Linked DNA regions of Homo sapiens: region 1 is linked to region 2. A link is a loop called in an ENCODE intact Hi-C map of the cell type or tissue named here. Cell type or tissue: PC-3. All regions are shown on one strand. Links, peaks and the distances in the headings refer to the core of each region. The heading gives the core; the rest is flanking DNA.

Region 1 (16,157 bases), core at 4,951-12,950, 110 kb after region 2:
TTATGTGTCAACTTGGTTAGGCTTTGTTACCCAGTTAGTTATTCAAACACCAGTGTAGGTGTTGCTGTGAAGGTATTTTGTAGGCGTGATTAACATTGCCATCAGTTGACTTTAAGTGTAACAGTTTACTGTCCATATGTGGGTGGGTCTCATCCAATCAGTTGAAGGTTTTAAGAGCAAACACTGAGATTTTTCTGGAAAAGAAGAATTCTGCCTCAAGAGTGTAACAGAGAAATCCTCCCTGAGTTTTCAGCCTGCCAATATGTCTACAGATTTTGGACTTAGGACTGCAACATCAGCTCTTACCTGCATTTCCAGTCTGCTAGATTTTGGACTTACCAGACCCCACAATTGCTTGAGCCAATTCCTTTCTCTTTCTCTCTCTCTCTAATATTTCTCTCTCTCTATGTAGAATATGATGAATGAAAATATCATATTATACACACACATACACACACATATATATACATATATAATTTCCCTCTTTTTATATATAGTGTTATATACCAATATACTATTGTTCTCTTTCTCTGGAGAACCCTGAGTGATACAGTGATTTGAGCCCAGATCTAGTATGCTTGGTGTTGTTTTAAGAAGAAGAAAACCACCATGCGATGACAGAGACACAGAAAAAATGACATGTGATGACAGGCAGAGATTGGAGACACAGCTGCAAGACAAGGAAACCAAGGATTGGTGGGCATCACCAGAAACCTAGGAAGATGCAAGGAAGAATTCTGCCCAGGGTCTCAGAGGGAGCACAGCTCTGCTGACACCTTCATTTTAGACTTCCAGCTTCCAGAACTGTGAGAGAATAAATCTGTGTTGTTTAATTCATCCAGTTTGTGGCACATTGTTATAGCATCCTTAGGAAACAAATATAACCCTTTATCTAATGCCACCCATAAAAATGCATTCCAGAGGGATTAAACATATTGAGTAACAATAAGAATAATATACAAAATTTTGATCACTAAATGCCAGGCAAAGTGCCGAGTGCTTTACACATTATCATTGTCTCTGTTTTGCAGATGAACAAACAGTCATGGAGCCAGCAAAAGGCAGCGTCAAGATTTGAACCCATGACACCTGAATTCAGACTCTGTAACAGAAAAAAAAAAAGTTGGCAAAGAAAGGGTTCTGCTACGAAAGATACAAAACCACAAGCCAAAAACAAAACAAAACAAAAAAACAAAAACAAGACGAAATCAATAGCTTACCTATGGGAACATTCAAACTATTGAGTATGACAAAAACATCAAAAATAAAGTTAAGAGACTGGGAGAAAATATTTTCAATATGCAGTCATCCCTTGGTATCCTTGAGGGAATTGTTCCAGGACCTCCCAAGGATACCAAAATCCATGGATGCTAAAGTCCCTGATATAAAATGGGGCAGTATTTGCATATAACCTATGTACATCCTCCAGTATACTTTAAATCATCTCTAGATTACTTCTAATACCTAATACAATGTAAATGGTATGTAAATAGCTATTAGACTGCATTGTTTAGGGAATAATGACAAGGGAGAAAAAGGCTGTGCACGTTCAGTACAAATGCATTATCTTCTGAAATGTTTTTGATCTGAAGTCAGTTGAATTCATGGATGTGGAACCCATGAATATGGAAGGCTGACTGTATCTGACAGACAAAGGAAATAGCTACTATAAATCAAACAAGAGAAATCAAATAACCTAAGAAACAATGACGAAGGGCATACTTAGATAATAAAGAGAATACAAGTACTGTGGGCAAAAAACATATGAAGTGATGTTGAGCCTCACTAATAATCAGGGAAATCCAAATCCAAATGACATGTCACTTTTGCTTTTTAATTTGGCAAAGAGTAACAGGGTTGATCGTGCTCAGTTTTAGAAGGGGTGCTCTCCCACACTTTAGTAGGAATATAACTTGGTAAAGGCTTTTTTGGTACTTGATTTCACAATGTGAATAAAAGTAAAAAATGCACATTCCCTTCAATCCAGCAATTCCCCCACCCCCACATACACACTAGATTTCTATATCAGTCAGGGCTTATGGTTGCAAAACCAGAAGTGGGTTCTGGCTAACTTAAGCAGAAAACAAATGTACTGGAAAAATATCTGGTAGTTGACAGGGTGGATGAAAAGGCTTGGAACCTTGGTTCCACAATCTTGCAGGAGCCAGTGGAAACCGGGGTGCTGAAGACCCAGCAAAGCTTATGCCTCAGGAGCGGTCAGATTTTTTGTGACCACTGACTCCGTCACCACTGGGACTGTGGCCACCACCACTTCCTCTCTGCTCTGTCATCACTACTGCTGCCACCAGTGATTTGTGTCTTTGAAACTTTGTCTGCAAATTCACAACGCAAGTTGAGTTCTGATTGGCCAAACCCTGGCAGCACATTCTGACCGCAGGACCAAGGGCAGACTGAGGGGACAGAGACTTCTTTTGGCTTTTAAAGTGGATGTGAGGGGCCTGCCACCCAGGTAGACTTCTGACTTACACCCCAAATTGGAAGGGTATTTGTATAAAGAGTAGCCAAAGCCAGTACACACCTATAAATGGATCCACTATTGTGGCTACCCAAGATTTATATACATTCTTCTCATATTTTCACTAACCCTCTCCCTGTCAAAAAATATCCTGTTACCATTATGAAACTATCCCACGTACAAAGTGAAGGACTCACCTTCTCTCTAAAGGGAGACAGCCCAGGGTCTTATCAATGACCACACCCAGACCTTGAGTCCTGTGCATCCCATCTCTAACTCTCGCAATTCCATTTCTATATTCTGTAAACTGTAATGATGTGCTGAAGCCGGCTCATACCAGAAATTCTGCGAACTGGCTATTAAACACAGCAATTGTTAACAATCAAATTATATATGCTTACAATGAAATAAATTATATTAAAAGCAAAAGTAGTAAATACTAAAAGCTCATCACTAATTATTTTACTACATTTTACCATTCTCTATGCTCTTGAGGTTATTAATATATATTGGATCTATATGGTGGAAATTCTGTATTATGATTTCTACTGAATACTTCATCTCAACTCTGTGTTTAGTGATGTCATGTTAATGGCAGGAAATTGGCCACAGTGGGAGTATTTTTGGAAAAATGGGCAAAAACACTACAAATCAAGGCTTGTTTGTTTCTTTTTCGGGATGATTGTCAGACTTAAGAAAATGATGGAGAAAATGTTAGTAATGGCGATTAAACTTAAAAATGCATTATGTCGGCCGGGAGCAGTGGCTTATGCCTGTAATCCCAGCACTTTGGGAGGCTGAGGCGGGCAGATCACCTGAGGTCAGGAGTTTGAGACCAGCCTGGCCAACATAGTGAAATCCCATCTCTACTAAAAGTACAAAAAATTAGCTGGATATGGTGGCAGGTGGTCGTAATCCCAGCTACTTGGGAGGCTGAGGCAGGAGAATCACTTGAACCCGGCAGGCAGAGATCGCGCCATTGCACTCCAGCCCTGGCAACAGTGCAAGACTCCATCTCAAAAAAAAAAAAAAAAAAAAAGCATTATGTCTATAGCTGTTACATTGTGGATAGCACAAAAATTACGAAAATAGTGTCTCGTATTTGAAAACTATTACCTAATTCAGCAATAAAATTTTTCATGCTGTTGACAAACAAGTGAAGTCTAAGATCTATCTTCATTGCTTTACTTCCATCTTATTCGTGAGAACTACGCTAACTCAACTGCAATCAGAGATTGGCTATGGATACAAAAGTTTGGCAAAAATCAATAAAAGCAGTCTGTGAGAATCAATTGGCTACATTAAAATCATAATAAAGAAGATTGTATATTATTATTTGTAAATTTGTGCAACACATTCTTTTTATCAATAAAATTGATAATAAACTTACATATGCTGACATTTTATTTTCTGGAAAGCTGGTTTGTAAAAATTTGCCAGTGCGCCGATGCCTATGAATTATAAAGTTCACCACTACTGCCACCACATCAATACAAATGAATATTCTCAATATAAATGAAAAACTTAAATCCCCAGATATAACATAGACAATGATCTTTTTGCAAAGTTAAAAGTAATTCATGCCGGTAATCCCAGCACTTTGGGAGGCCGACGTGGGCGGATCACGAGGTCAGGAGATCAAGACCATCCTGGCTAACATGGTGAAACCCCGTCTCTACCAAAAATACAAAAAATTAGCTGAGTGCGGTGGCACGTGGCTGTAGTCCCAGCTACTCGGGAGGGTGAGGCAGAAGAATTGCTTGAACCTGGGAGGCGGAGGTTGCAGTGAGACAAGATCGTGCCACTGCACCCTAACTTGGGCGACAGAGCAAAACGCTGTCTCAAAAAAAAATTTTTTTTTGAAAGAAGACATATATTAATGTCTATTTGCATCTTTTGCTTGTTTTTTAATTGGGGTTTTAAAAATTGCTGAGATGTAAGCGTTTTTTATGTACTCGGATACTAGACCTTTATCAGATTTGCAAATGTTTTCTCCCATTTTGGGTGCCTTTCCACTTTCTTGACTCCTTGACATTTTGCCTCACCCTCTTTGCAACCAGAGTGAGGCATCTCCCCGGAAGCAGATTAACTCTTTAGTATAAGTGTTAGGGCTCAGGGGGAAGACAACAGTCTCAGAAGAGAGGAAACAGTTAACCACCTGGTCTGAGGGAAGCAGCAGTACTCAAGTGGATGATAATTAATTAAACAAAAGTTCTGAATTCAATCAGAAGCCAATTTTGGCATCAGCAGACATTCAATTAGCTGTGATTACAGCCAGAGACTGGAAATGCTGTGCCCTGAGGCTCCCAGGCCCCAGCATGCTCAGGCTTAAGGGCCATGTCTGGAGTGGCTGGTGGGGCAGCAGCCTTTCCAGACAGCTCGTGCCCGGGGGTGCTGCAGCAGGGACAGCAGCAGTGCTGCAGGTTGTGTTTCAGCCCTGAAAAGCAGACCGCTTTCCCCTGCCCAAGCCTAGATAAGTCTCTGTGAGATCTGTGGCCAAGGCTTTCCTGTGGTTTAGCTAAGGAGCTCTTCTGCTAAATGGGATCCATCTATTTCCCTTGGGCAGATAGTGTGTTTTTGGTGCCTTCTAGGTTCTCCTGGGCAGGCTCAGGAGTTTCAGAGAGGACTCTTCCTAAGGACTCCTCTTGAAAACACTCAGAACAGAACAGAGCTGGAGGAAGGTGCATGCTGGAGACAGTCCTGAGTGGTTTGTGGGAGGTCCCTTTATTCTGGCATTGCTTCTGTGTTTTAGATGTGCACTCTGTACCATGGCATGTCATGGAGTAGAGGATGGTCACTGCTATATTCTCCATTTTATATACAAATAAACTGAGATTCGGGTTAAAGTCACATAAGTGCTAAATGGGGGACTTAGGGCTGTTTGACCAGATCCTGAGCTCTTTCCATAGAAAGCTTAGTTTTAGAATAAGGTTAATGAGCTAATGAGGCTCATGTAGGAATCATACCTGAAGCACAAAGTCCACTCACCAAAGATTAGTTCTTGTTCTTCTTCCTTGATCTACCTGATACTCCAATCCATACCCGAGCTTCTGCAAGTGAAGTCTGGTATTTCTCAGCCTGCGTAGAATACCTTCTTTTTGTCTTTCCCCCCCTACCCATTAGCCCACCTCACCCTGGCCCTTCTTCTCCCTGTATTAAAATGAAGTTTTTAAGAGTGGTTCAAAAGTTGCCTCCTCCAGGCGGCCTTCCCAGACAGCCCACCAAACTCTCCAGTTCCCCTTGCTGCCTGTCAGTCTTGCTATGGCTATTGCAAAGCTGTAAGATGAGTTTATTGCCTCTGTCGTATGCACTCCTCTGCACACCAAAATGTAAATATTCATAGTAGCATTATTCATAATAACTAAAAAGTGGAAACATTTCAAATGTCCATCAGCGGATGAATGGATAAACAAAATGTGGCATATCTGTACAATAAAATATACTAAAGCCATTAAAAGGAATGAAGCACTGATATACGTGTGGGGGCTTGTATTCCTACCACATTGACTGCCCCGAAAGCAGAGCCTGAGGCTTCTTAATCTGTGTCTCTCTTCTATTCCCAGCTGTACCTACCCATGGAGGCTGGGGACAAGAGCCAATCATCATGGAGCTTTCTACTGACTTGGCCACCTGCAAGACCCGCTGCAATATGGTGGGTACAGCAAGACAGGGATTCCTTCTAAAACAGAACTTTGATTCTGGAAGGTGTTTAGCAATTGTCTCTACAAAATAACTCAAGAAAGGGGAGCCCTGGATCAGCTCGAAAGGCTCAGAACCCATCTCCTCATGTGGGAAAGCCTCTTCATCATTTTCTCCTCACAGATAACAGTCTAGCCACAGGTGGGGGAAAAGGGACAAGAGTAGAAAGTTATAAGCCAGGTTGGAAATGGAGCCAGAGATGCGGAGGATGTCTCCTGGAGCTCTAGCTGGCGTGTGTCGGGGGAGGAGGGTCATCGGGTAGAATATAACTTTGCATACCTGTTCTTTACCTTGCTCCCTCCCTGCTTTCCTTTTTGTCTCTTGGTCATGATCCAGTTCAGATGGGACCCACACACAGCATGTGTGTGGAGGACTCATTGGACAGGAAGATTGACTACCTGAGCTCTGCTTCTTAGCTAACTCTTCTCACTTGAGTGTCCCTGGGCAAGGTTCCCAGCTGCTTAGGGCTTCAGTGCCCTCATCTGCAAAGTGTTAAAATGCAAGATCCTTCAGGGCATGTCATATATCCCTTCTGAACCCCACAACATTTAGTGCAGTGCCTGAACGTAGCAGGTGATCAGCATGTTCTCATTTCCTGCCATCATGCCTAAAACCTACATCACCTACCTGAATACCTAACGAGGCCATGAAGGTTAAAGATCTTAAACCCTAAAGTCTTATAAAACAGGAAGCTTTACAGTTGTCATGAATAGAGTTGTCAAGGAGAGATGATCCCTGCCCTGGGCAAACCATAGTCAAATATTGGCCTGCTTTTTACCTTCTTATACAGGTTGATGGCAGCTTTATTTGAGGCTGCCAAATATTGCAAACAACCCAAATGGCCATTGCCAGGTGAATGGATAAGCAAATTGTGACATATCCATGTAATGGAATGATGCTCAGTAATAACAAGGAACAAATTATTGATGCAGAGTAGGTGCTGTATAATTCCATTCATAAAGAATTGTACAAAATACAAATTAATCTATAGTGACAGAAAGCACATCAGTGGTGTTTTGAGGATGGGAGTGGAGGCAGGGATGGATTACAAAGGGGCACAGGATATTTTACGTATGATGAGGATGTTTGTTATCTTGATTGTGGTGATGGCTTTACTGGTACACACATATGTTGAAACTCATCACATTTTACACTTTAGCTACACTGAGGCTGGGTGTGGTGGCTCACACCTGTAATCCCAACACTTTGAGAGGCTGAGGTGGGTGGATCACTTGAGGTCAGGAGTTCGAGGCCAGCCTGGCCAACATGGTGAAACCCCGACTTTACTAATACTACAAAAATTAGCTTGGCGTGGTGGCATGCGCTTGTAGTCCTAGCTACTTGGGGGGCTGAGGTGAGAGGATCACTTGAACCCGGGAGGCGGAGATTGCAGTGAGCTGAGATCGTGCCACTATGCTCCAGCCTGAGCATCAGAGTCAGACTCTGTCTCAACGGAAAAAAAAAAAGAAATTAAAAAAAGGTACACCGTATTATACTTCAATAAAGCTTTTAAAAAAGAACAGGCTGAAATGGTTTTCCATTTTGGGATCTCTTTTCCCCTTCTTTTCTCCCCTTCTAGAGAAAGTTTCTGAGAGGTAGGCATGTGATTGTCCTTCTTTGGCATGAAGTGGGTGGGGAAAATCTGTCTTTGTTGAATTTCACTATTCTTCTTGCTGAAGTTTGTCCCAGCCTGACTGCAAGAAAACAAGCTTCTTTATAATTTACTGTTCTGTCTGTGCCTTCTCTTTTCCAAAGGTTTTGCTTGATGGCCCTGGTAGGTTTCTGGATGGAGAACAGTATTGTATGGTGGTTGCATCCTAAGCTAGTCTTGGATCCATCCTTTAGAACCACCTATTATCCATCACTCCATCTTCCACTTCTCCTGTACACCAGCCTGTCTCTACTCCACCACCTGCATCCCATCTGAGGTGGCCATCACAGAGAACATGGCATGATAATGATTATTTTCTCTAAAAATCAGAGACTAATCAAGATGAACCTCTACCCTCTTTACAGAGCTCTGAACTCTTTGGAGGGTGGGAACTGGGGAGGAGTAAATGACTATGACATTTCAAGGCTGTAGAGACCCCTCTGTCCACCCAGAGTCAGTTCTTGGGCCATAACAACTAAGTTCAACTTCATTTTGGGCCTTCTGAGTTTCTTCAGCCTCTAAGACCCCAAGTCTTCTCAGTCTGCTTCTTGATTTTTCTGTCATCTTTCTGAGTTTTCTAACCACACTTTCCTGTAAAGAGTAATAACACAACAGTTTCAATAGTCCTCAGCACTACAGAGACCTTGGGCGCCCTCTGAAAGCACTTGCAGAGATATGATCATGCTTACCGTCACACCAAGCTAAGAAGACACGAAGGGGGACCTCATTTAGTAGATGATGACAAAGAGGTGAGTCACTTGGGCAACATCATGTAAAAGAAACCAGCTGAATGTTTTGATCATTGGTGTCCCTGGCTGGGGCTTTATCCTCTAGTCTACCTGCTTTTGCTGCTGTGCATGTGGGCCTCAGAGATGGCAGGGAGCTGGCAGCATGGGCCTATGCTCCCAGACCCAAGTTGGTCTGAGCCAAGGTAAGATAGGCTGGAGGCGCCACTGCCTGGTTCAGCCTAGTACAACATTTGGTGCCTCAGGATAAACAACTTCTCCACTGCAAATACCATTTCATCTCCTAGGAGCTGACCCTGCACTCACCTTAAACAGGGAGGCTGGCCTTCTGTATTTATTCCTGTAGACCTCCCTTCCTCTTCACCCCCATGCAACCCCCTCAGGAGCACTGGAGCTTTCTGGGTAAAGGGGAGGAAATAATAAATAAATAACTTGTAGTAGCAGCTGCATCTGATCTGTGCATGTGAGCGTCCCAGCTGGTCTCTCCATCATGCCAGACCTTCAACAAGTCCTTCTCCATAGAAGAGCACCGTGTTAGTTTGCTAGGGCTACTATAACAAAATACCACAGACTGGGTGGTTTAAAAGCAGAAATTTATTTGCTCATAGTTCTGGAGGCTAGAAGTCAAAGATCATAATGTTGTCAGGTTTAGTTTCTTCTGAGGCCTCTGTCCTTGGCTTGCAGATGGTCACTTTCTTGGTGTATGCCCAACTGGTCATCTCTCTATGGGTGCATGTGTCTAGTGTCTTTCTCTACCTGTAATATATACCCCTAATCTCTCTCTCTCTCTTTTTTTTTTTTTTCAAGATGGAGCCTCTCTCTGTTGCCCAGGCTGGAGTGCAGTGGCGCCATCTTGGCTTCAGTGGACCCGGAGAGAAGGCCAGACTGGCCGGAATGGCTGATAAGGGAGGTAAGTGGTGACAGAGCAGGCTCCATGCATTTTGCTTAGAGAATACACCCCATGAGAGTACCTTCTTCAGAAAATAACCATTGGGGGTGATCTTTAGAGACTTGAAACCTCCTGGGAAGAACCATGGTCTGACCCAATATGCCATCCCTTCTAGGCCTAGGTTGTGGTAGATTGGAAAGCAAGATGGAAGGGCATAGGTAAGTAAATAAACTTTGGAACAAGACCAGCCTGGGTTTGAATCTCAGCTCTGCTGTTTACTAGCTATGCATTTCAGGGCAAATGATATAATTTTAAGGCAAATGATACAATTTGCCTTAAAATACATAGTTTTACTGGTCAGATTCATCACCAGTAAAACTGCCATAATAATACATTTCTCCCAGAGTTGATGTGAGAAATACATTAGATAATGTATATAACACACTCAGCATAGTTCCTGGTAAGTTATATATCCGCATTACATAGTTATTTCATATTATTATTATTATTATTGGTTCACAGCAAATATGGTGTGTATTAGTCAGGGTTCTCTTAGAAGGACAGAACTAACAGGATATACATATATATATATGATATATATGGGATATATATATACCATATCCCAGGCTGTCTGCAGGCTGAGGAGCAAGGAGAGCCAGTCCGAATCCCAAAACTGAAGAACTTGGAGTCTGATGTTCAAGAGCAGGAAGAATCCAGCATGGGAGAAAGATGTAGGAGAGGCTAGGCCCATCTGCCTTTTTTCACCTTTTTTTTGCCTGCTTTATATTTGCTGGAAGCTGATTAGATTGTGCCCACTAGATTAAGGGTGGATCTACCTTGCCCATCTCACTGACTCAAATGTTAATCTCTTTTGGCAGCACCCACAAAGACACACCCAGGATTAATACTTTGTATCTCTCAATCCAATCAAGTTGACATCACAAGTCCACCCCTTGTCAACTTGAACCCCTACACATCTCCTGAGATCATATATAATCTTCAAATAAAGACAATAATAAGGTCATAATTACACTAACATAATACAACTATCCTTCATACAACCAGAAATGCACCAATCCCCAACCCAAATACTATTACATAAAGTTAACAATACTTAAATGTTGACGTGAAGTCAATAAATCTTATATCACATGATAGAGGAAAAGGAAATAAAATGAAGATATTTTCTAGTACTAGTGTATACATTCTTTTGTTTTTAACAAAAGAAGGAGGAAATACTCATGACAGTTACAGTCCTCATTTCTGCAGCTGATCACGTGGTCATAGCTGGTATTGATGCCTACCTTCTTTTACTACCCATTCTAGGTTACCTTTGCCTTCAGCAAGCACTTCAGCAGGTTGTGTTTTTTTTTTTTTTTTTTTCCCTGGTGGAGTGACCCAAACCTTCATTCCTGAAAGGTGTGGGTCATTTGTAGTCCTGCCTGGATTAGGCTATTGTAGTTTCCCATTGACCTTAATCACAGGGCATGGTAATACTAAGAGACGCCCTAGTGGATCTCCTATATTCCATACTTACTCTTTCTTATCTCCGTTGTAGAGTAGTAGACTGATTTCGTCTTGATAGTCCGGGTCAATCACCCCAGCCAACACCGTAACTCCCTTCTTAGCATGTTGACTTAAAGATAGGAGAAGCCCAAAGTGTCCAGGTGGCAATCTTAACTTGCAGTTTAATGGAATCATTGTTGTGTCTCCTGGTGGCAGTGTTCCTCCCTCTGGAACTAAGACCTCTAGGCCAGCAGAACGTAATGTAGTGGGAACAGGGAAGCAAAAATTTTGCTACTGGATCACTAGGGGTGATGGTGAGTGTGCCATTTTCACTTCCACCCCTTGATTCCCAGACAGGTGAATGCTGGCTGTTGGAGAAAGAGTACCATATATTGGACTCTGATTCAAAGCATACACAGCCTTCTAGAGAAGTTTGCCCCAGTCCTGCAAAGTATTGTCACCTAGTTGGTGTTGTAATTGTGACTTCAAAAGGCCATTTCACTGTTCCATCAATCCAGCTGCTTCAGGATGGTGGGGAACATGATAAGACCAGTAAATTCCATGAGCATGAGCCCACTGCCGCACTTCTTTAAGCATAAAGTGAGTGCCTTGGTCAGAGGAATGCGGTGTGGAATACCATGACGGTGGATAAGGCATTCTGTGAGTCCATGATGGTAGTCTTGGCAGAAGCACCGCGTGCAGGATAGGCAAACCCATATCCGGAGTAAGTGTCTATTCCAGTGAGGACAACCTCTGCCCTTTCCATGATGGAAGTGGTCTAATATAATCACCATGCCACCAGGTAGCATGCTGATCACCCTGAGGAATGCTGCCATATCGAGGGCTCAGTGTTGGTCTCTGCTGCTGGCAAATTGGGCACTCAGCAGTGTCTGTAGCTAGGTCAGCCTTGGTGAGTGGAAGTCTATGTTGCCAAGCCCATGCGTAACCTCCATCCCTGCCACCATGGGCCCATTGGGCAATGACAGGAGTGGCTGGGGAAAGAGGCTGAGTGGTGTCCACAGAATGGGTCATCCTATCCACTTGATCATTAAACTTCTCCTCCACTGAGGTCACGCATTGGTGAGCACTCACATGGGATACAAATATCTTCACAGTTTTTTTTTTTTTCCACTCAGAGGCATCCGTCCACATACCTCTTTCTCAAATGTCTTTGTCACCAATTTTCCCATCATGCTTCTTCCAAGTTCCTGACCATCCAGCCAAACCATTGGCTATACTCCATGAATCAGTATATAATTGCACATCTGGCCATTTCTCCTTCCATGCAAAGTGCACAGCCAGGTGCACTGTTTGAAGTTCTGCCCACTAGGAAGATTTCCCTTCACTGCTGTCCTTCAGGGATGTCCTAGAAAGCGGCTGTAGTGGTGCAGCAGTCCACTTTCGGGTGGTGCCTGCACATCGTGCAGAGCCATCTGTGAACCAGGCCCTAGTCTCCTCATCCTCTCTCACCTGATCATAGGGGACTCCCCGTGAGGCCATCAATGCAGGCTGGGGGAGAGAAGGAAGGGTGGCGGGAGTGCAGACCATGGACATTTGAGCCGCTTCCTCATGTAACTTACTTGTGCCTTCACGGCCTGCTTGAGCCCCATTACATATACACCACTTCCATTTGATGGTGGAATGCTGCTGTGCACAACCCACTTTATGGCTTGATGACTCAGAAAGCACCCAGTTTGTGATAGGCAGTTCAGGTCGCATGGTGACTTGATGACCCACAGTCAAATGTTCAGTTTCCACCAAAGCCCAGTGACAGGCCAAGAGCTGTCTCTCAAAAGGAGAATAGTTATCTGCAGAAGATGGCAGGGCCTTGCTCCAAAGTCCTAGAGGCCTCTACTGTGATTCATCTAGAGGGGCCTGCCAAAGGCTCCAGATAGCATCCCTATCTACTACTGGCACCTCAAGCACCATTGGATCTGCTGGGTCGTATGGCCCAAGTGGCAGAGCAGCTTGCACAGCAGCCTGGACCTGTTGCAGAGCCTTCTCCTGTTCTGGACCCCACTCAAAACTGGCAGCCTTTCGGGTCACTTGATAAATGGGCTGGAGTAACACACCCACATGAGGAATGTGTTGCCTCCAAAATCCAAATAGGCCCACTAGGCATCGTGCCTCTTTCTTGGTTGTAGGCGGGGCCAAATGCAGCAACTTATCCTTCACCTTAGAAGGAATATCTTGGCAGGCCCCATACCACAGGACCCCTAGAAATTTTACTGAGGTAGAAGTTCCCTGAATTTTAGTCAGATTTATTTCCCAACCTCTGGCACACAGATAGCCAAGGACTATCAGTGTTCTCCATACTATTAGAAGTAGAGTCCTTAGCATTTTGGGGCCTAATCATATTAAGCAGCCAACTCCAGAAACCCCAAAACCAATGAAAGAACTCCATCCTTAATATACTGTTCCTCTAGAACCACTCCTGGTACCAAAATCTATATTAGTCAGGGTTCTCTTAGAGGGACAGAACTAACAGTGTGTGTGTATATATATATACACACACACATATATATACATATATACACACACACACACACACACACACACACACACACTAAGGTCACTAAGGGTGTTGGCCATGGGAATGCTGCATATAGAGGGAATCTGGAGTGTAGCAAGACATAAACAAGATCCCAAGTGGACTATGTGGAAACAAGTGCATGGGATGGCTGTGTAGGTTGAAGTAGGGGTAGATCAGGAGGGAAGAGGACTTGAAGCCAGGGTTTCAGGAACAGGGACTGGCTAGCCTGAAGTGAAAGTGCATTCCCCAAATATTAGTGTGTATATATATATACACACACACTAATAGTATATATTAGTATTCGTGGTTATATATATAGACATATATATATATATAATTATTAAGTATTAACTTACACGATCACAAGGTTCCACAGTAGGCTGTCTGCAAGCTGAAAGCCAGTCTGAGTCCCAAAACTGAAGAACCCAGAGTCTGATGTTCGAGGGAAGGAAGCATTCAGCATAGGAGAAAGATGTAGGCTGAGAGGCTGGGCCCATCTTTCTTTTTTCAGGTTTTTGTGCCTGCTTTATATTTGCTGGAAGCTGATTATATTGTGCCCACCAGATTAAGGGTGAATTTGCCTTCCCCAGCGCACTGACTCAAATGTTAATCTCTTTTGGCAACACCCACAAAGACACACCCAGGATTAATACATTGTGTCCCTCAATCCAATCAAGTTGACACTCAGTATTAACCATCACATGGTGGAAAGAGAAGACTGTCCGATTTAGCTGGAGCGATTGTGTAACACTTGCTCTCTGGTTTGGCCTGTCCCTGAGACATTTCAGGCTTCCATGAAGCTGCAATCTAAAGTCTGTCAAGTAGCAACATGGTTATTTGGCTAATGAATGCTCTAAGAAAGAGCTGAGAAGTTGAGATAGGCAATCAAGAATAGGAGGCTTTCCTAACTAATGCAAATAAATACTGAGTGATTGAAATATAACTAAAATTTTTACCACAATATTTATGGAGATCTTTTATTCCTTGGTAGAGTTAGACTTAAGCACAAATGACTTCAGAGGAACCATTGGGGGAATATTAAATGTTCTAACTAATTAATTAATGCAATTAATTCTAATTATGCAATTAACATCCACTAAGCTACAGAAGCTATAGCTTGGCGGGGGGTGTGGGGGGAAGAGAGAGAGAGAGAGAGAGAGAAAAAAAAAAACGAAAAACAACAAAAACCAACCAAAACAATTAATGTGGTAGGCACTGCTGCCATTTCTTATTTCCTTAATGGAGTCGGCTATTTATACAAAGTAATTAAATGTTACTATTAATAAATGGCCTTCTTGCATAAGGGAAAACTAGTTCTGAAAAATGTTAGAAACCGTGGCCATCAGTACATCTTTGGGGTCTTATTTGTGTCTCTGAAAAGAGGAGTTTCATTGCTAAATCACTACATAGAGAATAAAAAAATTGATCTCTTTCTGTGTTGAGTAGCTTAGTATCCCCATGTCCATCTCTGACCTGAGTTTGGAGAGTGGCAGTGACTGTCTTGCTGGGGAACAGCAAACTACTGAGCAACACAGGTCTGCTGCCCTGGAGCTGGTGAGAAACCTAGACAGAGCACCCAAAGACATTGGTGATAGCAGAAAGAGGCAGACCCTCCTAATTCCAGCATGGAATTCAGTTATGGATTAAAAGGGGAGAGGGTGGGTGGGAAGAAGGTTGTTAACAGGCAAACACCAAGCCCCAAAGCAAAAGGACAACACTGCACTAAAATTGCTACTAAAACTCCCTTTGGAACATATAAACTGGGGGAATGTGGGATAAACAGGGGCCTATCAAGGTCTGTGGCTCATGAGTGCCATGAAGCCTCAGACCCCTCCTAGTTCTCCTGGCTCCTAGTTGTGTCTCTGCCTCAGGCTGTTGTCCTTTTACCCTTCTTGAGCTGACCTTGCACATCTTTTAAGCCTTGAGAAAAAGGGAGGAAACAGGACAAGGAAGCAAGCTGTCCCTGCCTCTCATACAGATGTTCCCTTCTTTACGAAGGCTATGTCCTCAGTGAGGCTGAGGTTCCCCAGGCTCCAGAAACCCATGGAACAGGAAGTCCCTTACACTCTGGAGGGTCATGGTCTCAGGTTAACCACCTGTCAACCTAGATGACCTACAGCTTGAGAGGGACAGCAGTCTGAGGAAGGGTGCTACCATCAAGATGCCCAGCAATCTGAGATTTTGGGAGGCCAATTCCTGCACTTATATGTTGGAAAGTGACATATCTTAGAGGTAAGAACACAGATTTTAATTCAAACTCTTCCTGGGTTTGAATCCTGCGGGTCGAATTCCTTAAACTCTCTGAGGTACAGTTTCTTCGTTCGTAAGGTGGAGATAACAACATCCCCTTCCAGGACTGTGGGAGGAGGTAATGGAATAATCTAGATGCAATGCCTGGCTCAGGTTAAGTGCTCCACATAGAGTGTCTATTGCTACTGTTATTCATCTCATCTACCTGGCATCTTGTATCACATCTGGCACACAATAAACTGTCCAGATACGTTTGTTCACCTGCTACTGGGGTCCAGGGCTGATCATGGGAGAAGGGTGTTGGGGACATGGGCATCAGGATAATGGGGAAGAAGCCAGGCTCCTTGCACAGCTGAGAGGTCCATCCCTGCCTGAAGCTACCAGCTGGGTGGAGCTGGCTGTCTTAA
Region 2 (14,058 bases), core at 2,494-10,493:
GTCCTGGAGTCAGCATTTCAGGCTTTTATCCTCATTGGGTACAACCCTATGTGTTGACAGGGAAAGATGCAGGGGAGACAGTAGTCTGCAGGGGAAACGGGAGTTGCTTCAGTTTTGAGAGATCTTATCTACCCTACTGGATTATAAATTTTGGGGGGAAGGATCCACAGCTTAGGTGTAGTTCTTATTAATATTATTATACTTAACATTTGTATTGGGCTTTACAATTTTTAAAGTCATTTTAATTCACATTATCTTATTTGTACCTCCCCCTCTGTCTCTCCCTCCCCCCTCCCTTCTTTCCTTCCCTCCTTTAATGTACTTTAACTGAATTCCCACTTTGTGCCAGGCTCTGTGCTTAGCCCTGGGATGCAAAAACCAGTGAGAAAGGAGAGAGAAGGAAGTAAATGAGCACAATATAGGGCCCAACAGGTGCTGTATGCATAGAAGGAAGCTTCCTGGAGAAGTGATGTCTGTGCTGAGTCTCGAAGGGTCAGTTGGAGTCAGTTACATGGGAAAGGGGAGAGCAGATGCAAAGTCTCTCTGTTGTGAGAGTGCCTGAAGGCACTGAAGTATGGCACGTATGTCAGTGTGATCCCAAATTTTGCTGTGGAGGGAGCAAGTGCTGGCAGTGAGGATGGAGAGGTGAGGCCAGGCGAGATCATGGAGGACTTTGTGAGCGATGCCATGGAGCTCCTGTTTGATCCTGAAGGCCACAAAGACTCATGGGGTAGAGATGGGGCTCACATGCTCATATTTGCATTTTAGAAAGATTACTCTGACTTTATGGCATGGAGAATAACAGAGAGAGACAAGATACTCGAGGAGGGAGATTATTCCTTGGAAAGCAGGAGTTATTACTCTTATTTTACAAATGAGAAAATTGAAATTTGAAGAGATGGCCTGAGTTGTCCAAGTTCACATAGTAGGTTGCAGACTTAGCTTTGAACTGTCTGGTGTTTTTTTTAAGATCTTATTTTCATTACTCCTCTTCATGGCTCATGAGCTGCAGACACACATATGACATACTCTGCTCTATGCTTTCTTATCCCTTTGCCTTTGCTGATTCAATCCTCTTTGTCTGGACTGCCCAATGCCCATTATATCAGCTCAAACCCTCTTCATCCCTGTGGGCCTGTCTCAGAGGCTGCTTTTTCTAGGAAGCCTTCTGTGATCACCTCAATGAGAAGTAAGCCCTTATTCTTTTGAATGATGATGGTAGTGTATTAGTCTGTTCTCACACTGCTATGAAGAACTGCCTGAGACTGGGTAATTTATAAAGGAAAGAGATTTAATTGACTCATAGTTCTGCATGGCTGGGGAAGCCTCAGGAAACTTATGATCATGGTGGAAGGGGAAGCAAACACACTCTTCTTCACATGCTGGCAGGAGAAAGAAGTGCAGAGTAAAGGGGGAAATCCCCTTATAAAACCATCAGATCTTGTGAGAACTCACTCACTATCATGAGAATAGCATAGGGGAACTGCCCCCATGATCCAATCACCTACTATGAGGTCCCTCCCCCAGTGCGTGGTAATTACAATTCAAAATTACAATTCAAAATGAGATTGTGGGTGAGGGGAGAGCCAAATCATATCATTCTATCCTGGTCCCTTCCAAATCTCATGTCCTCATTTCAAAACACAATCATGCCTTTCCAACAGTCCCCCAAAGTCTTAACTCGTTCCAGCATTAACCCAAAAGTCCAAGTCCAAAGTCTCATTTGAGACAAGGCAAGTCTCTTCTGCCTATGAGCCTGTAAAATCAAAAGCAAGTTAGTTACTTCCTAGATACAATGGGATACAGGCATTGGGTAAATACACCTATTCCAAATGGGAGAAATTGGTCAAAATAAAGAGGTTACAGTCCCCATGCAAGTCTGAAATCCAATAGGGCAGTCGTTAAACCTTAAAGTTCCAAAATGATCTCCTTTGACTACATGCCTTATATCCAGGTCACGCTGATGCAAGAGGTGGGCTTCCATGGCCTTGGGCAGCTCTGCCCTTGTGGCTTTGCAGGGCACAGCCCCACTTCTGGCTGTTTTCATGGGCTGCAGCTTTTCCAGGCTCACAGTGCAAGCTGTTGGTGGATCTACCATTCTGGGGTCTGGAGGATGGTGGCCTTCTTTTCACAGCTCCACTAGGCAGTGCCCCAGTGGGAACTCTGTGTGGGGGCTCCAACCCTACATTTCCCTTCCATACTGCCCTATCAGAGGATCTCCATGAGGGCTCCATCCCTGTAGCAAACATCTGCAAGGGCATCCAGGTGTTTCCATACATCCTCTGAAATCTAGGTGGAGGTTTTCAAACCTCAGTTATTGACTTCTGTGCACCCGCAGGCTCAACACCACAAGGAGGCTGCCAAGGCTTGGGCTTGCACCCTCTGAAGCAATGATCTGAGCTGTACCTTGTCCCCTTTTAGCCATGGCTGGAGCTGATGCAGCTGGGACACACAGTACCATGTCTCAGGCTGCACAGAACAGGGGGTCCTGGCCTGGCCCACAAAACCATTTTTCTCTCCTGGGCCTCTGGTCTGGTAATGGAAGGGACTGCTCTGCGGGTCTCTGACATGCCCTGGAGATATTTTCCCCATTGTCTTGGTGATTAACATTTAGCTCTTCATTACTTATGCAAATTTCTGCAGCAGGCTGGAATTTCTCCTCAGAAAATGGGTTTTCTTTTCTATCACATCATCAGGCTACAAATTTTCCAACCTTTTATGCTCTCTTTCCTCTTGAACACTTTGCTGCTTAGAAATTTCTTCTGCCAGATACCCTAAATCATCTCTCTCAAGTCCAAAGAGCCACAGATCTCATGACAGTGTGATCTAGAACCAGAAATACCATTTGACCCAGCAATCCCATTACTGTGTATATACTGAAAGGATTATAAATCATCTTACTGTAAAGACACATGCACACATATGTTTATTGCAGCATTATTTACAATAGCAAAGACTTGGAACCAACTCAAATGCCCATCAATGATAGACTGGATAAAGAAAATGTGGCACATATACACCATGGAATACTATGCAGCCATAAAAAGAATGAGATAATGTCCTCTGCAGGGACATGGATGAAGCTGGAAGCCATTATTCTCAGCAGACTAACACAGAAACACCACATGTTCTCACTCATAATGGGAGTTGAACAGTGAGAATACATGGACATGGGGAGGGGAACAACACACCCCGGGGCCTGACTGGGGGTGGGGGACAAGGGGAGGGAGAGCATTAGGACAAATACCGAATGCATACAGGGCTTAAAACCTAGATGACGGGTTGATGGGTGCAGCAAACCACCACGGCACATGTATACCTATGTAACAAACCTGCAAGTTCTGTGCATGTATCCTGGAAGTTAAAGTAAAATAAAAAAATTAAAAAAAAAAGAAAGACTATATGTCACATGGTTTCATTTATATGAAACTATAAAAAAGGGAACTCTAATATACAGTGAGAGAAACAGATCAGTGATTTTCCAGGGCTGTGAGTTGGGGAGGAGTTAACTGCAAAAAGGCAGAAGGAAAATTTCTGGGGTGACCTTCATGTCCTATATTTTGACTGTGTTGGTCATGTGGGTGTACACATTTGTCAAAGTTTTGATCTGAGAACTTAAAATGTATGTAATATTTTGAGTGTGCATTATGCCTCAATAAAGTTGAACAAAACACCCCCCCCCGCCAAAAAAAAACCACCAAAGTTCCACAGATCTCTAGGGCAGGGGCAAAATGCTTCACTTTTTTGCTAAAGCATAGCAAGAGTCACCTTTCCTTCAGTTTCCAAGACGTTCCTCATCTCCATCTGAGACCACCTCAGCCTGGACTTCATTGTCCATATCACTATCAGTATTTTGGTCAAAACCATTTAACAAGTCTCTAGGAAGTTCTAAACTTTCCCACATCTTCCTGTCTTCTTCTGAACCCTCCAAACTATTCCAACCTCTACCTGTTACCCAATTCCAAAGTCACTTCCACATATTTAGGTATCTTTACAGCAGCACCAATTTACTGTATTAGTTTGTTCTCACACTGCTATAAAGAATTACTGGAGACTGAGTAATTTATAAAGCAAAGAGGTTTAATTGACTCACAGTTCCTCATGGCTGGGAGGCCTCAGGAAACTTACAATCATGGCAGAAGGGGAAGCAAACATGTCCTTCTTCAACTGGTGGCAGGAGAGAGAAGTGCAGAGTGGAGAGGGAAAAAGCCCCATATAAAACCATCAGATCTTGTGAGAACTCACTCACTATCATGAGAACAACATTTGGGAACCAGCCCCATGATTTAATCACCTCCCACAAGGTCCCTACCCGAACATATGGGGATTACAATTTGGATTACAATTCAAGATGAGATTTTGGGTGGGGACACAGCTAAACCATATCAGGTAGTTTAGCTGAACTTTCCTTCTGTCACTTAACATATAGTGCTTTACATGACTTATCTTCAGGACCAGACTACAGGTTCTTTGACACAGTCAGAGTGGGGAGTGGTCCACGTTGGTTTATTCTGAACTCCCTATAGTGTCCCCTATAGTGACCTGTGCACTTGGACCAAATATCTATGGAATGAATGAATGGGTGGATGGGTGGGTGCATGGTGGAGGGGCACTTCTTCCTCTGAGATAGGAGGGAATGAAGAAGGGTGGGATCTTGAAGCTGAAGGAGTGTGTTGAGGGACTTTAGTAGATGCCTTCAATGTTTATGGAAGATGAAGGAGTGGCTAGGAGTGCAGGCTTTGGAGTGGGCCAAATCTGCATTCAAGTGTTTGCTACTGGCCATGTGAGAGTAAGGTCATTGGGGTTAGGGGCCCCAGGAGGGCACAGGGGAGCCTGGCAAGGTATTTGTGGGAATATACAGGGAGTCTCCAAGATGAGTAGAGGTTTACAAGTGGCAATGGAATCATGGCTGGGGTTAAAGAATGGGGACTTGGACTGGGCTGTGACTTCTCTCAGCAGTCCTTGATGTGGGGATCCTGGGTGTCTGGCCCTTATTTCCCCAGAGCCTGATGCTGGATGACCAACCCCCTATGGAGGCCCAGTATGCAGAGGAGGGCCCAGGACCTGGGATCTTCAGAGCAGAGCCTGGAGACCAGCAGCATCCCAGTAGGCCAGACTGGGCCATAGGGGAATGACAGGGTGGGGACAGTGGAGGGCAATCATCCTACATTCCCCGGATCCTCCTTGGGGTCAGCCCCACATGATTGATGGTGAGAGGCTGTCTCACTCTTTATCCCCAGACCTGCTTCTGCTCCCCATTTCCCACTTTAGGGATTGAGTGGGATTTGTGGGCTTCAGTGATCAGGCCCTCTCCATCCTCCCCTGCCCCCACTCCCTCCCTAATCTGGGCTGATGGGGCAGGAGGAGGTGTCCTGTTGGAGCTCTGTGGGTGCCTAGCCCCATAGTGGTGACTTAGGGTGAAGTAAGGCAGGCTGGCAGGAGCAGGGGACCCAGATACCCCTCTGCCCTTTCCCACAGTTTCTCAGGCAGTGTGCTGGCGTTCCATGCGACGTGGCTGTGCAGTGCTGGGAGCCCTGGGGCTGCTGGCCGGTGCAGGTGTTGGCTCATGGCTCCTAGGTCAGTGCTGGGGGCCTTTCTCTGGTGTGGGGGAGGTTGGAAGGGAGAAGCAGGTGCTGAGCAGGTGTTAAAGGTAAATGGGACAACTGTCTTCCTCAACTACTCTGTGCAGACAAGGGGAGAAAGGGTGAAATTGCAGCAGGAGGGATCTAGGCTCTACATAAAGAAGAACAAAGTGTATGATCCAAGGAGGCCGTAGTCAGACTTTTTCTGGAAATCTTTCCCAGTGAGAGAGACACAGAGAGAACACACACAGACAGAGACAGAGACATACTGAGAGACAGCTAGAGAGAGAGAGAGACAGAGAGAGAGAGAGAGAGAGGGAGAGAGAGAGAGAGAGAGAGAGAGAGAGAGAGAGAGAGAGAGAGAGAGAGAGAGAGAGACAGACAGACAAAGGAGAGTCAAAGAGGCAGAGATAGAGGCTGAGGCCGAGAGAGATGGAGCGCTATGCCCCTCCTCAGCAGGTTGGTTGGGGAGCTGCCTGAGAGCAAGGTGGCTGATGAGGAGGTCAGCACCTTGACACCTTCCTTTGGAAATCAGACCCTTTCTCTTTGTTCTTCTCTAAAGTGCTGTATCTGTGTCCTGCTGCCTCTCAGCCCATTTCCGGGACCTTGCAGGATGAGGAGATAACTTTGAGCTGCTCAGAGGCCAGCGCTGAGGAAGCTCTGCTCCCTGCACTTCCCAAAACAGGTGGGCTGCACCCCTAAGGCTACGGGCCTCCCTCCCCAGCAGGGACCTGTCACAGCTGAGGGCAAGAGAACCGACACTGAAGGGCCATCTGTTCACTGCCAACCATATGTGTTTCCCTCCTCTAGTGTGAGGGCAGTGACAAGGTGTCACCTTGCAGTGATCTCTGATTTGGGGCTTTCAGCACTGCCTGAGGACTGTCCTGATCTCTAGCTGGGGCAAGGTCCGGAGACCAGGCTGGCAGGAGGGATGGAAACTTGCCATTTGGGGCAGAGTGAGCCAGGGACATGGGGGAGGAGGGATCAGGTGTGTGTGTGTGGGAGCCAGTGTGTGACCAGCAGGGCCACCTAGGGACCTGGGAACATCAGCCCACCTCATCCCCACTCTCCCTCTCCTGATTGTCCCCTCCCCTCCAGGTAAGAGTTGGGGATCAGAAGGTACAATGCTGTCCAGAGGCTGGGGCTTAGAATAACCTCATTAGAATAAGGTTGGAGTCTGTCTTTGACTGTGTGACTTTGGGCACATTACTTCTTGTTGCTTCTGTTTCCTTCTCCATAAAATGGAAATATAAATATTTACTGCACAAATTGTTTAAGGATAAAACAAACTAATCTAAGAAAAGATATCAGCACAGAACTTGTGTAGTAGTCTGTTTGGTTTGCCATGACTAAGTACCACAGACCGGGTGGTTTAAACCACATTTATTTTCTCACCGTTCTGGTGGCTAGAAGTCCAAGATCAAGGTGCTGTGGAATTCGGTTTCAGGAGAGAGCTCTTTTCCTGGATTGTAGATGGCTGTCTTCTGCCTGTGTACTCCCCGGGCCTTTCCTCTGCTCTTGAGGAGAGAGGGAGCTCTCTGGTGTCTCTTCCTCTTCTTATAAGGACACTGGCTCTATTGGATCAGGGCGTCACCCTCGTGACCTCATTTAACCTTAATCACCTTCTTAAAGGCCCTGTCTCCAAATACAGTCACATTGAGGGTTGGGGCTTTAACATATGAATTTGTGTGTGTGTGTTTGGGGGCGGGGACATGAGTCAGTCCATAATAGCCTGGAAAAAGCATACACTCAACAACTGGTAATTATTATTATCACAAGATTTGAAATCAGAAGACCTGGATCTAAGTCCTGGATCCATCATTTCCTGACACTGTGATCTTGGGGAAGTTGCTTAAACTCCATGCCTTAGTTCTCCTTCTGCAGAATGGAGAGGATGGCAGTACTCATTGCACAGGGCTGCTGTGACAATGAATGGTAGACCACGCTTAAAAACACATGGTTAAAATAGAAAACTGAAATGCTCTACCAAAAGGGGTGATACTGCTCTTGGGACTGGTCTCACTCTCCGGGGAGCAGGGAACTTGGCACTGGGTGATCCAGATGCTGTCATTAAGGCCTCTTCAAGTACTACAGAATCCTGGGTCCAGCTCTTCCTGTCCCACCCTACCACCACCATCCTCTCCCATGTGGTTTTCATGCTGTGATTTCAGTATCTTTCAGAATAAACAGCGAAGACTTCTTGCTGGAAGCGCAAGTGAGGGATCAGCCACGCTGGCTCCTGGTCTGCCATGAGGGCTGGAGCCCCGCCCTGGGGCTGCAGATCTGCTGGAGCCTTGGGCATCTCAGGTAACAGGAGTTAGATGTGGGTCCTGTGAAGGGGGAGGCCTGGCTGGTGTGGGATGGGAATTGGAGACCTCTACCTGCCCGTCACTGGTCAATGTGCTCAGGAAATGTCAAGAGGTCTTTTTGGCCATCTTCTGGCCTCTGGGCACAATGGTGCCCCAGCCCATTTCTCTGTTTGGAGTATTACTGCTTTTTAACAAGCATAAACCCCAGCAGTAATCATTATCACAGTCTTGCGGTCACTATACTAGTATTATATCTCGTACATATTCCAGTTATGATTTCCTCCTGTTCTATTCCCTTCTTCTGCCAAGACTCACTCACCACAAGGGAGTAAACCTCACTGACATCAAACTCAACAGTTCCCAGGAGTTTGCTCAGCTCTCTCCTAGACTGGGAGGCTTCCTGGAGGAGGCGTGGCAGCCCAGGTAGGACTACTGAGGCTGTTAGGTGAGTGGGGTCCCTTACTTCCTGGTGGTCAATCCAGCAAAAATCTCCTTTCTTGGGATGCCGGTGGGGAGGACACTGGTGGCCTATGATAGGAGGACAAAGAGGAACATTTCCTAGTTAGAAATTACAAACTCAGTTCACATGAGCCCTGTCTGTCACCACTTCACATCTGCTATTTGCCCTTCACAAGAAATGTAGGGTTGGTTATTATTGTCACAAGATTTGACATGGTACTCATCACCATTTTACAGGTTAGGAAACTGAGGCTTAATAAGGTTAAAGAGTCTTGTCCAAGGTCACATAAGTAATAAGCAGCTAAGTCAAGCCTTGAAACCAGGCTCCTGTCTCCAAGCTAAGTGCTCTCTGAATCCTGCCACACATTATTTGGATAATTCGGATATTTCAGGAAAGAGATGGTTGAGTTGCTCTGGCTAAGAGTTGCTTGTAGTCTGGAGAGTCTCCTAGAGAAGAGGGCTGTGGAATGGAGCAGCCCCTTCCCCAGATCCTGGGGATGGTTTGGTATGACTGGGGCACAAGCGGAGAGGGTCTTTGTGCCTTCCTAGGCTTCCTCAATCTGCCTATCAGCCTCCTGGGATAGAAAGGTGGGCACCCCCATTACCACATTTCCAATTTGAACTGTTCCTTCAGGCCCCTCCTGTCCAGCTCCTGTGCTCAGGAATGTGGCTGGAGTTGGGAAGGTTCTGACAGGGTTCTTGTCTTGGATACCTGAATGGGAAAATGGAAGTAGGGGTGGGGCTGACTCCTCCAGGAGAGCCGGGAGGGCTATGGATTTGGGAAACTAGGAGAAACTAAGAGGGTCTAGACATTGGACTGCTAGGGGCAAGAGGTGAGTAAAGAAAGAGAAGAGAGTTTTGGTCAAAAAAGGAACTAAGAGCTAAGAGAGAAGAGGGGAAAGAGGAGAGCAAGAATATGAATATGCAAAGCCCAGGCAGAGGGACCAGGGTGGAGAATACAGCAAACCTAGGAAGGAGCATGGGGTGAAGAACCCTAGTCACCCACACACTCACCTATCCGTTCATTCATTCATTGAGTGTGTATTCATTCAGGACACTTAGTGGGAACAGTGTGGCTTTCTCATCTGTAAACACACTATGTCCCAGTTGATCTGCAAGGACCATGAAGTCCTTCTGTTGCCCTCTGGGAGACTAGGCAGGAGGTGTGCTCCTGTCCTGGGGACCACTGATGAGGAGGGGTCTGAGTGTTTGGGTGGGGGCAGGAAGGAAATGGTGGTATTCTTCAGGCTGTGGCTACATGACAGCCTTAAGAACTGTCCACCACCCCCACCAGCCTCCCCCATTCTTCACGTCCTTGGATGTGTGTGGCTGCAGGGCGGCCCCTGCCCAGCTTCTTGTTGGTACCTCTGTTTTGCAGGAACAACTGCACTTCTGGTCAAGTTGTTTCCCTCAGATGCTCTGGTGAGTCATATCTTGGTCTAGGGGAGGTGGCGGTGAGAGGAAGGGGTGTTCCCCCTGCCTCAAGTGTGGAAGAGCCCTATGGTGAGACTCTGCTGGGCCTGGGGTAGGGGTCTTGCCCACCTGCCCATCTGCCTGCCAGGCCCCTTCTTGCAGTTGCTGTTCTGCCCCAGCCGAACCCTTTCTAAGCCTCCATCATGTCCCTCACCAGCCACAGATCTGGGCTGATGATCTCCTTCCTTCACTACCTGCCACTCTCTTCCTTGGCCTCTGACACCAACTCCATCTTTCTTCTGGAAAGCCCCAGAGGTGAAATTATTATTGGCTATTGAGTGACCTGTTAGCAGCTTCAGGAAACTAAGGGCAGGTGGTGAATCAGGTACCAAACGGGAAGCAATCTGTGGAGTTCCTTTCATTGGTCTTCCCGTTCATCTACCCGTCTCTTCATCTGTCCATTCACACATCCTTCCACACACCAACACTTCGACCTTTACTACAGGACAGGCATTCTGTTAGGTACTAGGGCTCCATTAGTGCAGATACAGTTTCTGCTTTCAGTGGGCCCACAGCTGGATGGGGCAGGCAGGGGTGAAATCAACACTTCTACCTTCCCATCCCCCATACTTAGGACCAGGAATAAGAAAGGAGAGCTGTCCACACTGGCTCTCTGGGGCTTAGCACTGGGCCACGCTTCCTGAGAGTTAGGACCATGCTGACACTCACCTCTCTCTCTCTTTCTATCTCACCCATCTCTGTTGGCAGAGTGTGGAGCGAGGCCCCTGGCTTCCCGGATAGTTGGTGGGCAGTCTGTGGCTCCTGGGCGCTGGCCGTGGCAGGCCAGCGTGGCCCTGGGCTTCCGGCACACGTGTGGGGGCTCTGTGCTAGCGCCACGCTGGGTGGTGACTGCTGCACATTGTATGCACAGGCAAGTCTCTGTGGCTGCTGAGGACAGAGAGCCTCAGTTGCCCTTTCTGTTCGGCTGTTGGTATGTCCTGTATCAAATGTTCGTGTCCAACTGTCTCCAGCTTTTTGCTCCAAAAGGGTAAGACTGGTGTTTGTGAAGTTCTCTCATTCAGTATCAAGAACAGATCTGCACAAATAACAGTAATAATATGAAGATTTGTTCTTTATATTCATCAGTTTTTTTTTTTTTTTTTTGAGACAGAGTCTCACTTTGTTGCCCAGGCTGGAGTGCAGTGGCGCAATCTTGGCTCACTGCAACCTTCACCTCCTGGGTTCAAGCGATTCTTGTGCCTCAGCTGGGCACCACTATGTTCAGCTAATTTTTTGTATTTTTAGTAGAGATGGGGTTTCGCCATGTTGGCCTGGCTGGTCTCGAACTCCTGACCTCAGGTGATCTGCCTGCCTCAGCCTCCCAAAGTGCTGGGATAACAGGCGTGAGCCACCGTGCCTGGCCTCATTAGCTTTTAAGTGTTAAAAATACTTTCACATTCACAGTATCCTGTGTTTCTTCAGGCTTATCTTTGGTTCAATCATTTTCCATGTAATTATTTGGTTAATATGTTTCTTCCCCTTTAGATGGGAAGCTCTGCAGGAGCAGGGACTCTCAGTCTTATTTACCACTAAATCTCTTTGTAGATTTATCCACTGCTGTGTCCCCAGGGTCTAGAACAGTCCCTGGAATATAGTAGGTGCTTAATAAATATGACTTGGAGGAATGAATGAATGATGAGTGAATGAGCTCTTTGATCTTCTCTTGGTGCCGGACAGGGCAGAGAGTGTAATCCCCATTTTACCGAGGCTGAGAGGGAGAAGTGCCTCTCCCATGATCACACACAGTAAGTTGAGAGATGGGACCAGGGGAAGTTTTTCCAACACAAGGCCCTCTATGTGTTTGTTATAAAACTTGGAGGGAAGTTATGCAGGAAAGAGGGAGTGGTGGTTGCAGATGACCCATAGTCTTCTCTATCCATCAGTCCTGCAGCATTTATTAAGCACCTACTGCATGCCCAGTGTCTTGCCGGCTGCTGGGGTGATACTAAGAGGCATAGTCTGTGGGGCCTGGGAGCTCACCGCCTGCTGACGGCCCCCCCACCAATGGCTGCTCTGGCCAGCTTCCTCCACCTGCTACCTTGCTTAGGAACACCTCTTCTGCCCCTTCCTTCCCCGCTCAGCATGGCCCCTGTGTGCAGTTTCAGGCTGGCCCGCCTGTCCAGCTGGCGGGTTCATGCGGGGCTGGTCAGCCACAGTGCCGTCAGGCCCCACCAAGGGGCTCTGGTGGAGAGGATTATCCCACACCCCCTCTACAGTGCCCAGAATCATGACTACGACGTCGCCCTCCTGAGGCTCCAGACCGCTCTCAACTTCTCAGGTGCGGCACTGGCTTGAGGGTGGGCAGGCTGGAGACTATGGCGAGAGAGGGCGGGGGCTGGGTGGGAGAGTGGTGAGCTGATTTCTGAAGTTTCCTCTGAACACTGTAAACCTTAAAACATTCTATTTATTTTGGGACTAGTGAATTTTGGCATCATCTGGTTCTGAAATTGTTATCAACTCTTGTACAGGCTCTTTTGGGAAAAGAGGTTCAGACCCATTTCATGGCTAGGGGGCAGGTGGGCTTTGCCTTGAGGTCTGAAGCAGCTGCCCCATCCACCAATAGGCTGCTCCACCCCTGTCCCCAGGCTAGCCTCGGGTCCTAGCCATTTGGTGCCATGTTACAGTTTATGAGATACATTTTTTCAAATATCTTCTCTTTCAGTCCTCGTAACAACCCTGATAGATAGTTGAAACAGGTAGATACAGACAAGAGCACTGCAGTGCAGGGAGGGAAGCAACTCTCTTCAAGGTCATGTGGCAAACAGTTCCTAAGCCTGATGCCAGGGCTCCTCCTGCTGCTGCACCTGCCCGTGAGCCCAGGCTGGAGCTATACCAGCAGCCACTCTCCCCGACACACACGTGCATGTGGGCATTCACCTACAAACACACACACACATGCACTCACACAGTCATGTGCACATAGACTCACACGTGAGCATTCACACATGCTCACATGTACGTGCTCACATGAACACACTTGCGCACACACACCACACACACAAACATGCACACTGTACACACACATATACGTTCACATATACTTAACACTCCTTCCTCCCGTCATTACCTGTAGCCTTAAGTTTCCCAAATAACAGTCATTGCCATACACATTTCACAAATTGTATCACATACGTGAACTATCGTTCAACAGATATTTCTAAGGCTGGGCATGGCGGCTCACGCCTGTAATCCCAGCACTTTGGGAGGGTGAGGTGGGCAGATCATTTGAGGTCAGGAGTTCAAGGCCAGCCTGGCCAACATGGTGAAACCCCGTCTCTACTAAAAATACAAAAATGAGCTGGGTGTGGTAGCTCATGCCTGTAGTCCCAGCTACTCGGGAGGCTGAGGCAGGAGGATCACTTGAACCTGGGAGGCAGAGATTGCAGTGAGCTGAGATCATGCCACTGCACTCCAGCCTGGGTGACAAAGCAAGACTCCGTCTCAAAAAAAAAAAAAGAAAAAAAAGGAAAAGAAAACTTTCTTAGTTGACCGAAATAAGTGTATTTAAAAGAAAAATACGACTATATTAGTATCTAAGTAGTAGATACTACATGAGTATCTACTGTAGTAGTATTTCTCTTTTAAATATACTTATTTAGTTATAATAAATAGTATATTTACTATATAGTATAGTAAGTAAATAGCATATTTACTATTTAAATATACAAAATAGGTATAGTAAATAGATAATAATTAGTATCTCTAGTTAGAGAACCTATATTACTTACCTAACTAGAGAACCTATGTTACTTATAATAAATAGATCCTAACCACAAAAATATGTAGCATGAAAAGAAATCAGTGTGGAAGTTCTAGGTAGCTGAGTCCGCTGCAGAAGTTGCTGCACCTGGGCGTGCTGTCTCCTGTTTGGTGGGAGGACGGCAGGCAGTAAGAAAGGCACAGACCAGCACCAAATGAAGTCTTTCTCTGTGATGCGGTTAGAGGGACTGAAAGAGAATTGAAAAGGACATGGCGTTCTCCCCAAGTGAATGCTTTACTCAATAGTGTGCCTATGTACTACCTAAAATCATGCATGGCTGCACCCATGGGATATGTCACGTTTTTGGAAACACTGTCCTCATTAGAAGTTGGGTGCCCATGGCCTGAAAGAATTTTCACCCCCACTCCATCCCCAGGTGTGGGGAGGGGGCAGCATGGGTCCTGTCCACCCATAGAGGGCGCCATGCACACTGCAGTTTGCATGCTGTCCTCTGTGACAGGGGACCCCAAAGATG

What was found. Peaks named below come from ENCODE experiments on the same cell type or tissue, not always from the same donor. Only the 100,000 strongest peaks of a DNase experiment are listed, where the experiment ranks them.
Region 1: it touches region 2 in a loop (13-fold over the local background); 2 of 110 quality-filtered maps call a loop at or near these places.

What each region holds. Positions count from the first base shown.
Region 1 is chr11:113,579,996-113,596,152 of GRCh38, reverse strand. It overlaps LOC107984390 (a long non-coding RNA gene), which reads left to right. Exons shown (of 3, transcript XR_001748391.2): 2 at 6,040-6,128; 3 at 9,380-9,753. Among named protein-coding and RNA genes, the nearest start is that of DRD2, 110 kb to the right of the region's middle. RefSeq lists silencers at 2,159-2,278, 10,932-11,226 and an enhancer at 8,600-8,649. In PC-3, for the core only: a CTCF peak has its summit at 8,535; a DNase peak (open chromatin) is centred at 8,572; H3K27me3 peaks cover 951 bases.
Region 2 is chr11:113,691,114-113,705,171 of GRCh38, reverse strand. It overlaps TMPRSS5 (transmembrane serine protease 5), which reads left to right. Exons shown (of 13, transcript NM_030770.4): 2 at 5,004-5,106; 3 at 5,479-5,577; 4 at 6,145-6,267; 5 at 7,754-7,889; 6 at 8,201-8,314; 7 at 9,729-9,772; 8 at 10,532-10,694; 9 at 11,923-12,101. Among named protein-coding and RNA genes, the nearest start is that of TMPRSS5, 8.2 kb to the left of the region's middle. RefSeq lists an enhancer at 13,904-14,058. In PC-3, for the core only: no CTCF peak of the experiment used is centred there; a DNase peak (open chromatin) is centred at 6,971; H3K27ac peaks cover 903 bases.